2 separate regions of the Homo sapiens genome follow, and region 1 is linked to region 2. A link is an interaction called in ENCODE POLR2A ChIA-PET data of the cell type or tissue named here. Cell type or tissue: endothelial cell of umbilical vein. All regions are shown on one strand. Each heading gives the region's core, and the rest is flanking DNA. Links, peaks and the distances in the headings are about the cores only. Region 1 overlaps DYM (dymeclin). Region 2 has its middle 33 kb from the start of SMAD7.

Evidence for each region. ChIA-PET counts read pairs that join two places held together with the same protein. Peaks named below come from ENCODE experiments on the same cell type or tissue, not always from the same donor. Only the 100,000 strongest peaks of a DNase experiment are listed, where the experiment ranks them.
Region 1: POLR2A ChIA-PET joins it to region 2 with 5 read pairs; 5 of 35 experiments call an interaction of 5 or more read pairs at or near these places.

The regions. Positions count from the first base shown.
Region 1 is chr18:49,060,585-49,065,960 of GRCh38, forward strand. The region is part of intron 17 of DYM (dymeclin); the gene reads right to left. Among named protein-coding and RNA genes, the nearest start is that of MIR4744, 14 kb to the left of the region's middle. In endothelial cell of umbilical vein, for the core only: no CTCF peak of the experiment used is centred there; no DNase peak of the experiment used is centred there.
Region 2 is chr18:48,980,965-48,986,340 of GRCh38, forward strand. No RefSeq gene overlaps it. Among named protein-coding and RNA genes, the nearest start is that of SMAD7, 33 kb to the left of the region's middle. RefSeq lists an enhancer at 2,884-3,385. In endothelial cell of umbilical vein, for the core only: no CTCF peak of the experiment used is centred there; a DNase peak (open chromatin) is centred at 2,977.

The DNA.
Region 1 (5,376 bases), core at 100-5,099, 80 kb after region 2:
TGAGGAACAGTACCCTCTGCCACAGGGTGGCTTAGAGAAGGGAGGGGGGAGAGAGGGGGAGAGGGGGAGAGGGGGAGAGGAGGAGAGGGGAAGGGAGGGGGGAGGGGGGAGAGACGGAGGGGGAGAGAGGGAGGTGGGGGGAGAGAGGGAGAGGGAGAAGGAGGGAGAGAGAGAGAGAGAGGGGGAGAGAGGGAGAGGGAGAAGGAGGGAGAGAGAGAGAGACCGTGAAAAGTACAGTCAGGGGATGCTGGCAAGATAGTTCACCTGGGGTGGTCCTGATGGAGAGGAGAGAAGTGTAAGGCACTGCCTAGTCAGGGAAATTGTTCAGAAGCCTGGCTGAGAAAAAGATTTGAACCATCCCTTTCTGAGCAGTTCCTGGGTAGTGAGGGGGGCATGAACAAAAAAGTCCATAATAAAAACCTGATCATGTTACTCTGTGCTTAAAAAAATCTCAATGGCTTCTCAATGGAAACCACTGCCACAGAAGATACCAAAAAGTAGAGGCAGCGCCTCCGAACCATGGTGTTCATAATCTAGACATGGAGATAAAACATGTACAAAAATAACTATCAGACAAGATAGGAGGTGATAATATCATCTGAAGTGTGCAAATAAGTGTAATCTGTGGGGATCCAGGGAAGGGAGAAATTAAACTGGAAGCATCAAGAAAGGCTTCAAGGAGGAGAAGGCACCTAGGTGGTCTGTAAACAAAGGGTAGGATTTGGGCATGTGGAGGTGGGGGGAAGGGCATCCCAGGCAGAGGAATAATAGAAGCACAGACAGGGAGACAGAAAAGCACAAGGGTGCCCACGGACCAGCCGGTGTGTTTGAGAATAAGAGGGGGAATGTGAAAATAGCTTGGAAGGCAGGTTTATGGAGATCTGCTGAGACTGAGCCTAGACTTTTCTGCATACAAAGTGGGGCCACTCCACGCACCTGAGCAAAGCTGTGCCCAGGACCTCAGCGTGCTCTTGGGAGACTACTTGGGAAACAATGTGGTCCCTCTGGATGGGAGGGAAGCAGCCCTTGGAGGGGAGCAGCTGGGGGACTAGTGCAGGGTCTAGGCGATGGGGGCTGAGGGCCAGGACCCAAAGATGACAGTGGGAACAGAGGAGAGCTGGCAGTGCCACCAGGGTGAGTGGGCAGAGAGACTTGGCAGCTCTTCACAGCTGCCTCTCCCCAGAAAGGGAAGGAAATCAGGGCTGGGAAGGAAGAGATCTAGAAATGAATCCAAGAGCTTCCTCTGTAAATAGTCAAACTTCATATGTTTAGAGTCCAGTGACCTGTGTTGCTTTTGTTTTTCCCTAGAAACAAAAGAGCACACAAATAAAATTCTGTTTCCATCCTCCATCTGGCTCCATCCTAATAAGTCTTTATTTTTCTGATACGGTCTCTCTTTGAGCCAGTTTGCCTCTGGGAAAGGGTCTCTGTGCAGCTGACCTCATGGTGCCTGGATGTTCAGTTTAGCAGTAGCTGCAGAGACAAGCCTCCAGGCCTGATAGCCTCATAGCCCAGATTAAGCAAGCTGTCTGGAAGGCTTGTCAGAATTATAATTCTCCTGCCTTTATCTTCAAAGGTTAGAAAACGGGGAGAGAGAGACTGGGAGAAAGTCCCAATACACATTTCTGAAGGAAGGAGGTTTTACTTATTCTATACATTTTAATCTGATTGTCAGCCCTATAAATCTTACAAAACTAAAACAATGGCTTAGGAACAAGGGCAGACTCACTGTCACCAACGATTAACTTTCTGATCACAGTCTAGGAAGCACACTCTTATCTAGCCCAGCTCAGGACCTGCTGACTATGACCTAGTCAGTCCCCAGGCCTTGACTGTGGGATCTCCGAGGCCTGCAAATACAGCCACTGATGGACTCTTCTGGTCCTCCTGCCATAAATGTGAAGCCAGCAAGCTTCCTCCCACAGGTTTCAGGGAAAACCACGAGCCCTTAAGATTCCCGAGACAAGAGTTAAAGTGGACTAGACTCCAGGTGCTTTGCACCAACGGCACAGTGCCCAGCCCTGACTGCCATGCACAGAACACACACGGGTGGCCATGCTGTTTGCCATTTGTTCTCCTCCACCTGACTCCTGAATTATTTGGAAAGGAAATAGGAGTCTTTGGAACACACTAGGGCTAACGGTTCCAGCTTAGAAAAACTGACTTCAGTGAGGGGTCACCCTCTTTACAAAGTTTAGAAAAAGTCGCTCCCCTTCAGAAGTGTGCATTCAAATTTCACCCCAGGGATTCTTCCTCATCCTGTTTCCTTTCCACCTTTGAAAATGAGGGTGGAAATGGATGTCGTGATGGGAAGGAGATTATAATCCACCTGGAAAGCCAATGAGGCAATACCCCTTAATCTGTGGGCAGAAGGCAACCAACTCCCTGTGCAGGAGCTTTCTGTGTCTGGAATATTTTGCCATGATCGGTTTTTAGCCACCTCTCACTTCCAGTGTAGCAAAATCTACAGGAAATGGAACCCTACTAATTGGAACTTTCACTAAAGCACACCTATTTTTAGGACAAAGGAACAAATAAGAGAAAAAGCACATATTCAGCAAGTTAAAAAACAACTGCTACAGAACCCTCCACTGAGATTATTACATTCTCTGCCCAATTTCCCACACCTGACACAGGTCTGTCCAGGGAGAAACCACATGAGAAGGATGAGTGAAACCGCAAGATTAGGAATTAATCAAAAGAGAAAAGCCAGATTTCTTTTCTTTTTTTTTTTTTTTTTAAATCCATGCCTAAAGAATTTCCCTCTTACTAAAAACCTTGGGAAATAAGTTATATTTTGTAAATAGATATATGAACAGAACTAAAGAAATATATACATGAAAAACACTGTTACAGGACTAAGAAACTAAATGTGGTTTAGGACAGTCACTGTTGGGGGGACCATGTTCTCTAATGGGACAGCCACAACCATACAACAAGGTGATAATTCAAAATATGAAGTGCTCTAATAGCTGGGCTGCTAAGTGGTTGGAAAGGCTTTGCTGAGAAGGTAGTAATTTCTTTCTTTCTCTCTCTTTTTTTTTTTTTTTTTTTTTTTTTAGACAGAGTTTAGCTCTTGTCGCCCAGGATGGAGTGCAGTGGTGCCATCTTGGCTCACTGCAGCCTCCGCTTCCTGGGTTGAAGCGATTCTCCCATCTCAGCCTCCCAAGTAGCTGGGATTACAGGCACCTGCCACTATGCCTGGTTAACTTTTTTGTATTTTTTGTAGAGACACGGTTCTGCCATGTTGACCAGGCTGGTCTTGAACGCCTGGCCTCAAGTGATCCACCTGACTTGGCCTTCCAAAGTGCTGGAATTACAGGTGTGAGCCACGGTGCCTGGCTGAAGGTAATAATTTCTAAACCCTAAGAGAAAGGGGTGAGTTTGGGTAGGGAAGAAGCACTTTAGACATTGGGAAAAAATCTGAATACAGTCATGTATGCAAAAACAATGAAAATAACTTTACTTTTAGAAGGGAGACAGTAGAACCAGTCACTCCCAAAAGGACTAGCCTTCTTATTTTTAATTTATTATATACTGAGAGTTTACAATTTATAAACCTATATAGAATCCTACATGAAACTGATAGTCTAATCATGTACATTATACAAAATCTAATCAGAACAACTGCCATGCCTGGAAAAGTAGCATTTTTAGGCAGATTCGAGTTTGGAAATATAAATTTTCTGATTTCAAAATGGGATGCTTCATAAACCTATTCGTTGGTCAACAAAATTAACTTCTCAGATTTCAATTATTTTAAGCTAATCTTTTTATTCTATCCTCCTCAGAAGTCATTTGTCACTTATAATGAAAATGCCTTTGAAGTAAACGTGCAAAAATTCACATCAAACATAATTCTGAAAATAGATCCACTTCTGTGAAGCTCTCCACACCAGGGTCTATGACTTCATACTCCCTAAAGAAACTGTTAACAGTAAGAAATTTCCCATTCACTTTCTGAGGGCCGCTCTATGATCTATTTGATTAAATTCTACTTGAAAACTAAAAATAACACAAAACTAGCTAGACTGATGCAAGGGAAGTTTTAGCCTTTGCACTTATATGTGGAGAGGCTAGCAGGCATTTGAAATCTCCAGCAAGAGTGTATTAAGCTCTATTAATAAATCACTGGGATAGCATGTTCAAAATACGTATATATTTTTCCTTTTCACACTTCTAAATCTGCAACTAAAATAAATTTAGGTTTAATTTTTACCATGTTCAAAATTGTAGTTTCTCTCTTTACTTTCAAATACTGTTTTGGAATTCAACCTCTTTGTTGTTCATAATGTATCTAGTATGAATTTATAGTCACTTCATGACTAAACATTGTCTCTTAAAAACACAGATGTTCTATCCCCAAGGGTTGCTAAGCTATTAACAAATTGTTTTCTCAAAGTTTTTACTTACTTACATGATTTAAATTAGCTACACTCATTTCTGAAAGCATTGAACTGTTTAAGTTATGCTTAAAAGTTACTTGTTTAGCCACTTCATTAGTAGATCAGAGAGAGTAACTAAAAAATACAAATTGGCTGCAAGTGCTCACAGACAAATCACAAGCTTGGCTTGGGCTTCTTTGCACTGCACGTCACTAAAATACCCACAGAAGGCTTGGGTCTTGATTTTAGAGAAATCAGGGATATAAACTATTTTCCCATTCCTATTTGCTTTAAAACCAGTAACTCTGCTAACTCCAAGTCCATACATTCATGACAACAACTTCCTCTAACTCATATTGCCTAGGCCATGTTTTCCTTTTTCTAGTGAAACAGTTAATTTTTTTCTTTTTGAGACGGAATTTCGCTCTTGTTGCCCAGGCTGAAGTGCAATGGTGCGATCTTGGCTCACCGCAACCTCCGCCTCCTGTGTTCAAGCAATTCTCCTGCCTCACCCTCCCGAGTAGCTGGGATTACAGGGATGCACCACCATGCCTGGCTAATTTTGTATTTTTAGTAGAGACAGGGTTTCTCCATATTGGTCAAGCTGGTCTCAAACTCCTGACCTCAGGTGATCTGCCCACCTTGGCCTCCCAAAATGCTGGGATTACAGGCATGAGCCACTGCACCCGGCCTCAATTTTTTTTTTTAACTACATGCTTGTAGTAAAATCAAATATATTATTCACTGAAAAAAAATTAAAAACAGGGCTTATAAAATTATCACTAAAATTAGTTCCACAATCCAAACATATAACAACTATGAAATACTTTGATGTATCTCTTTCTAGTCCTTTTAGTGAGGGGCATAGATCACATCTTAGGAGAGCAAAAACGGGTGAAATCATTTGATTTTTATATGCAAATGGAAAGAGGGAGAATAATTTTCCATAGGTGATTTTTACCTTCATTGGAATCCCTTTAACATTTCTATC
Region 2 (5,376 bases), core at 149-5,148:
TGCAGTGGTGTGATCTCGGCTCACTGCAACCTCCTCCTCCTGGGTTCAAGCAATTCTCCTGCCTCAGCCTCCTGAGTAGCTGGAACTACAGGCACCCACCACCACACCCGGCTAATTTTTTGTATTTTTAGTAGAGACGGGGTTTCACCGTGTTAGCCAGGATGGTCTTGATCTCCTGACCTCGTGATCCACCTGCCTCGGCCTCCCAAAGTGCTGGGATTACAGATGTGAGCCACTGCACCCAGCATTTCCTTCTTTTCAAAGTAAATATGTAAATACAAAAGAGCCTGGCCGTTCCTTGCAGAGTTGAATATAGATTTCCTCTGTGACCCAACGGTTCCACTCCTCAGTGGAATGAAAACATGCACCCTCATCTGTGACATGGGAGTTATGACAGTAATGACTTACACAGGAACGCATCCGTGAATGTTCACACAGCATTGTTCATGATAGCCGAGAGGTGGAAACAACCCAAACGTCCGTCCACAGATGAGTGGATAAATAAAATGTGGTCTATCCATACCATAAAATATTATTTGGTCATAAAAAGGGGTGACAGACCGATACGTGTTCCCACATAGATGGGCCTTAACATGGATGAAGACTTCATGCTATGTGAAAGAAGCCAGATGTTGAAAGCAACATATTGTAAGACTCAATTCATTTGTTTTTGTTTTTGTTTGAGATGGAGTCTCACTCTGTTGTCCAAGCTGGAGTGCAGTGGTGCGATCTCGGCTCACTGCAATCTCCGCCACCCAGGTTCAAGCGATTCTCCTGCCTCAGCCTCCTGAGTAGCTGGGATTACAGGCACCTGCCGCTGTGCCTGGCTAATTTTTGTATTTTTAGTAGAGACAGGGTTTCACCATATTGGCCAGGCTGGTCTCAAACTCCTGACTTCAGGTGATCCGCCCTCCTCAGCCTCCCAAAGTGCTGGGATTACAGGCATGAGCACCATGCCCAGCCAACTCCGTTTATTTGTAATGTGCGGAATAGAAAAATCTATACAGACAGAAAGTAGATTCGTGGTTGCTTCAGGCTGGGGAGGAGGTGAGGGTGATGGGGGTTGGGTGGGAGGAAGATAGCTAGCAGATATGGGATTTCTTGCAGTGATGAAAATGTTCTAAAATTGACTGTGGTGATAGTGGCATGTATCTGACTGTCCTAAAAATCATTCAGTTATACACTTTGAATGAATGATTGTGTGATATATGAATTATATCTCAATAAAACTACTGAAACAAATAAATACACAAGGAAATACAAATATGGTTCTTTCCAGCCAGGAAAAGTGGTCCTCTTTTTGGGGTGGGGACAGAGTAGCAAGTCCGGGGCAGAGCTTGGTGTCTTCATGATCTCCCGCAAGCACCTCTCCAAGCCCATGGGCCACCCACAGTCTAGACTATCCTTCCCCTTCTTCTGTGACTGCGTGCACAGTACAGCTTATCTCACCTTCCTGCTTCCCTTCCTCCCCACCGCTAACTGCCCAGGAAATCCCTCTCACTCACTGTTCGGCACCCAGCTCACACATCACCCCTCCTCTGTGTGTCTGCTGGCCACCCTCCCCCAGAACCTTTTGCTCCCTAGTGGGCGTCCCTAGGATTTTGCTTGTTTGGTCGTTAAGGGGATTATGATTCTTTAGTTGTCTCTTTCCACAGGTGAGCAGAAATTCCTTGCAACTGTCTCATACCTGGTTTATTCTTGGAACAAAACTAGGTGCTAAATAAATGCTTGTACAGTTAATTTGTAAACAGGTACTTGAACTGAACCAAAGAATCACAACTTTCCAACTGAAAAGTTCAACCCTGAACTCAGATATGATGATGATGATTTTTTTTTTTACCGATTCCTTATTTGTCAATTTTCTTTAACCCAAGAAGTACCCAATGAACCAGTTTGAATTGGAACCAGATCTATGCATGTTCTAAATGTATTCCAGTTGGACTGGAATAAAATTAGAACAATATTTTCCAAGCTGAAAACATCCCAAACTAAAGCCTTAAGGGTCTAAGTGCCCTTTGTTCAAGGGACTCTTGAAGGGCTGGGTCCCTCCTGGCCTTGAGGTACCTGAGACCCTAAGGTTCTCAGCTTTCTGAAACTTGTCCTGATCTCCCCGTGATCCACTCTCATAATGAACTGTTGTGACATGGAAGCCAGAGACGATTATCTCTGTTTTACAGATAGGGATCAGCCCTGTCAAGGTCACACAGGCAGGACCTGAGGCCAGATCTGCCCCTGCAGGCCTGGTTCCTAACCACTCTGCTATTTGACTCCATGGCAGGAAAAACATCTGCCAAAGACATTCCCTTAAGATGTCACCATAAAAAGGCTTAAGGTATTAGTTCTCTCTAGGGCATTTTCAGACAGTTCTTGGGGAATAGCTGTTTGTAAAAAGAGCTCACCATTTACTGGCCTTTTTTTTTTTTTTTTTTGATCACACCTTCTAAAGTATAAGCTGTTGGTAGAAAAGCATCTGCCATTGGTTTAGTATTCCCTGTGGGAATAGATTCTCCTGTGGGAGGCTCTGATGCTGGGCCTGCCCTGGAGATTCTGGCTCAGTAGATCTAATGGGTGGGGGTGGGAAAGGGGGTTCTGCTTTTTTTTTTTTTTTTGAGACAGAGTCTCGCTCTGTCGCCAGGCTGGAGTACAGTGGCGCAATCTCGGCTCACTGCAACCTCCACTTCCCTGGTTCAAGCAATTCTCCTGCCTCAGCCTCCCGAGTAGCTGGGATTACAGGCGCATGCCATCATGCCCAGCTAGTTTTTGTGTTTTTAGTACAGCCAGGGTTTCACCATGTTGGCCAAGATGGTCTCGATCTCCTAACCTCATGATCTGCCCGCCTCAGCCTCCGAAAGTGCTAGGATTACAGGTGTGAGCCACCGCACACTGCCAGTTCTGCATTTTTTAAACAGGTCCCTGAAGTGATCCTGAGGCTCACTGCAGTTCATGCACCATTGTCATACAGCACTGAGCGCTTGGCAGGCAGCCAGGATTTGCTGATGAAAGGAAGGAAAAACAGAGAAGGAAGGGACTGAGAGCTCACTGAAGTATTTCACAAGATAATCTTTTTCTGCTTGGTACACAGTAGGTGCTTAATAACAGTTGCATGTACAATAAATGAATGCCTGTGGTCATCCAGACCAACAGGCCAGTGAGCAGCCTGGGGACCCATTGGAGCTCCTCCAGGGTCACTGTGCTCTCCAGAAGCGGTAACTGCTAGCCACATGTAGCTATTTAAATGAAAATGAAGCTGGTCACAGTGGCTCACGTCTACAATCCCAGCACTTTGTGAGGCAGAGGTGGGAGGATCACTTAAACCCAGGAGTTTGGAACCAGCCTGGGCAACACAGTGAGACCCCATCTCTACAAAAAATTTTCAAAAATTAGTTGGGTGGGTGGTGCATGCCTGTAGTCCCAGCTACTTGGAAGGCTGAGGCAGGAGGTTTGCTTGAGCCGAGAGAGGTCGAGGCTGTAGTGAGCTGTGATCATGCCACTTCACTCCAGCCTGGGCAACAGAGAAAAACCCTGTCTCAAAAAATAAATAGGCCAGGTGCAGTGGCTCACACCTGTTATCCCAGCATTCTGGGAGGCCAAGGCGGGCGAATCACCTGAGGTCAGAAGTTCAAGATCAGCCCAGCCATGGTGAAACCCCATTTCTACTAAAAATACAAAAAATCAGCCAGGTGTGGTGGTGCACACCTGTAATCCCAGCTACTTGGGAGGCTGAGGCAGGAGAATCGCTTGAACCTGAGAGGCGGAGGTTGCAGTGAGCCGAGACTGCGCCATTGCACTCCAGCCTCGGCAGCAAGAGCGAAACTCCATCTCAAAATAAATAAAATAAATAAAATAAAATAAAATAATTAAATAATTAAAACAAATGAAAGTCAAAGATGAAGTTCCTCGGTTGCCCTAGCTACATTTCAGGTGCTCCATAGCCACATGGCTCATTACTACTGTATTGGGCAGCATAAATGCAGAACATCTCCATCATTGCACAAAGTCCTACAGGATGGCAGTGGGTGGGTGGGGTGGCTGTGGGTAGAATGGAGAGGAGAAATAGGAGAGGTGGAGAGAGAATGAGAAGGCAGAATAAAGAGAAAAGAGAGAAGGGGCACAGGTGCTGAGGTTGAACAGTGAAGGTACAAGGGCTCCCGGGGCTTGATGGGTCACTAGCCTGGACTGGTCACTGATGCAGGCTTCAGGTCAGGGCCCAATTCTCTTCTCTCCTCTAACAGTGCTTCAGGAGAGCTGAGGAACTTGTTGGATATGGAGCTGGGCACAGCAAAATCTCCACCCCCAGCTCAGATGGAGGAGAAACCTGGTGCTCCAATAAAGGAGTGTTTATCCCTTTAAGAGTCACAGCCCTGTCCAATTTTGAATATAAATTTTCCTTGAATCTATCACATATTGCCCTGAGCAGAGTTGAGTGCTTTCTTGGTGACTCGCGATCCCCTCTATGAATCTTATCATTTCCTTGGGCTTTGAGAGCCCACGACTTCAGAGCACTATGGCAGCCAGCACCCCACCACCCCATCCCTATACCAAATACTCCAGACAGCCAAGTTTTGATCATTTTTTCCCATAACAGTTCTTTTCCCTCCTTGCACCTTTTTCTCCTGCATGGATTTGGATATCTGTTCACACAGGCAGTTGCAACTGTACGTAACATATGAATTCAAAGGTTTTGACTGAAGGCTCACGAATAAACAAAGAGCTTGTGTTTTAGAGCAGGGGTTTTTAATGTCTATTTGGGCTGCTCAGAAGTCTTTTCTATTTTAATTCTGGTCCTATGGGGGTTTTAGATACATGGATTTGTGACTAGTTGACATGTCACCACTCATTGTAAATAAATACAGTTTCTTTTTTTCTTTTTCTTTTTTTTTTTTTTTTGAGACAGAGTTTTGCTCTTGTTGCCCAGGCTGGAGTGCAATGGCACAATCTCGGCTCACTGCAACCTCCACCTCCCGGGTTCAAGCGATTCTCCTGCCTCAGCCTCCTGAGTAGCTGAGATTACAGGCATGTGCCACCACACCCAGCTAATTTTGTATTTTTAGTAGAGACGGGGTTTCTCCATGTTGGTCAGGCTGGTCTCGAACTCCCGACCTCAGGTGATCCGCCAGCCTCAGCCTCCCAAAGTGCTGGGATTACAGGCATGAGCCACCGTGCCCAGCCTGTAAATACGGTTTCTAAAGAGATCAAGTCCTTGCCCCAAGATGCTTCTTTTAAATTACCCATGACTATCCACCGTGTCTTCGAAAGTGGGGATCAGAGCTAAGACTGTCAGCAGCACTTTCTCGTCCTCTTCTTCCATTCTTTCTCCCTCCCCAAAAATAGAGGCTTTGGGATTCTCCTTGTGTACAAGGAACCACCAAGTCTGAC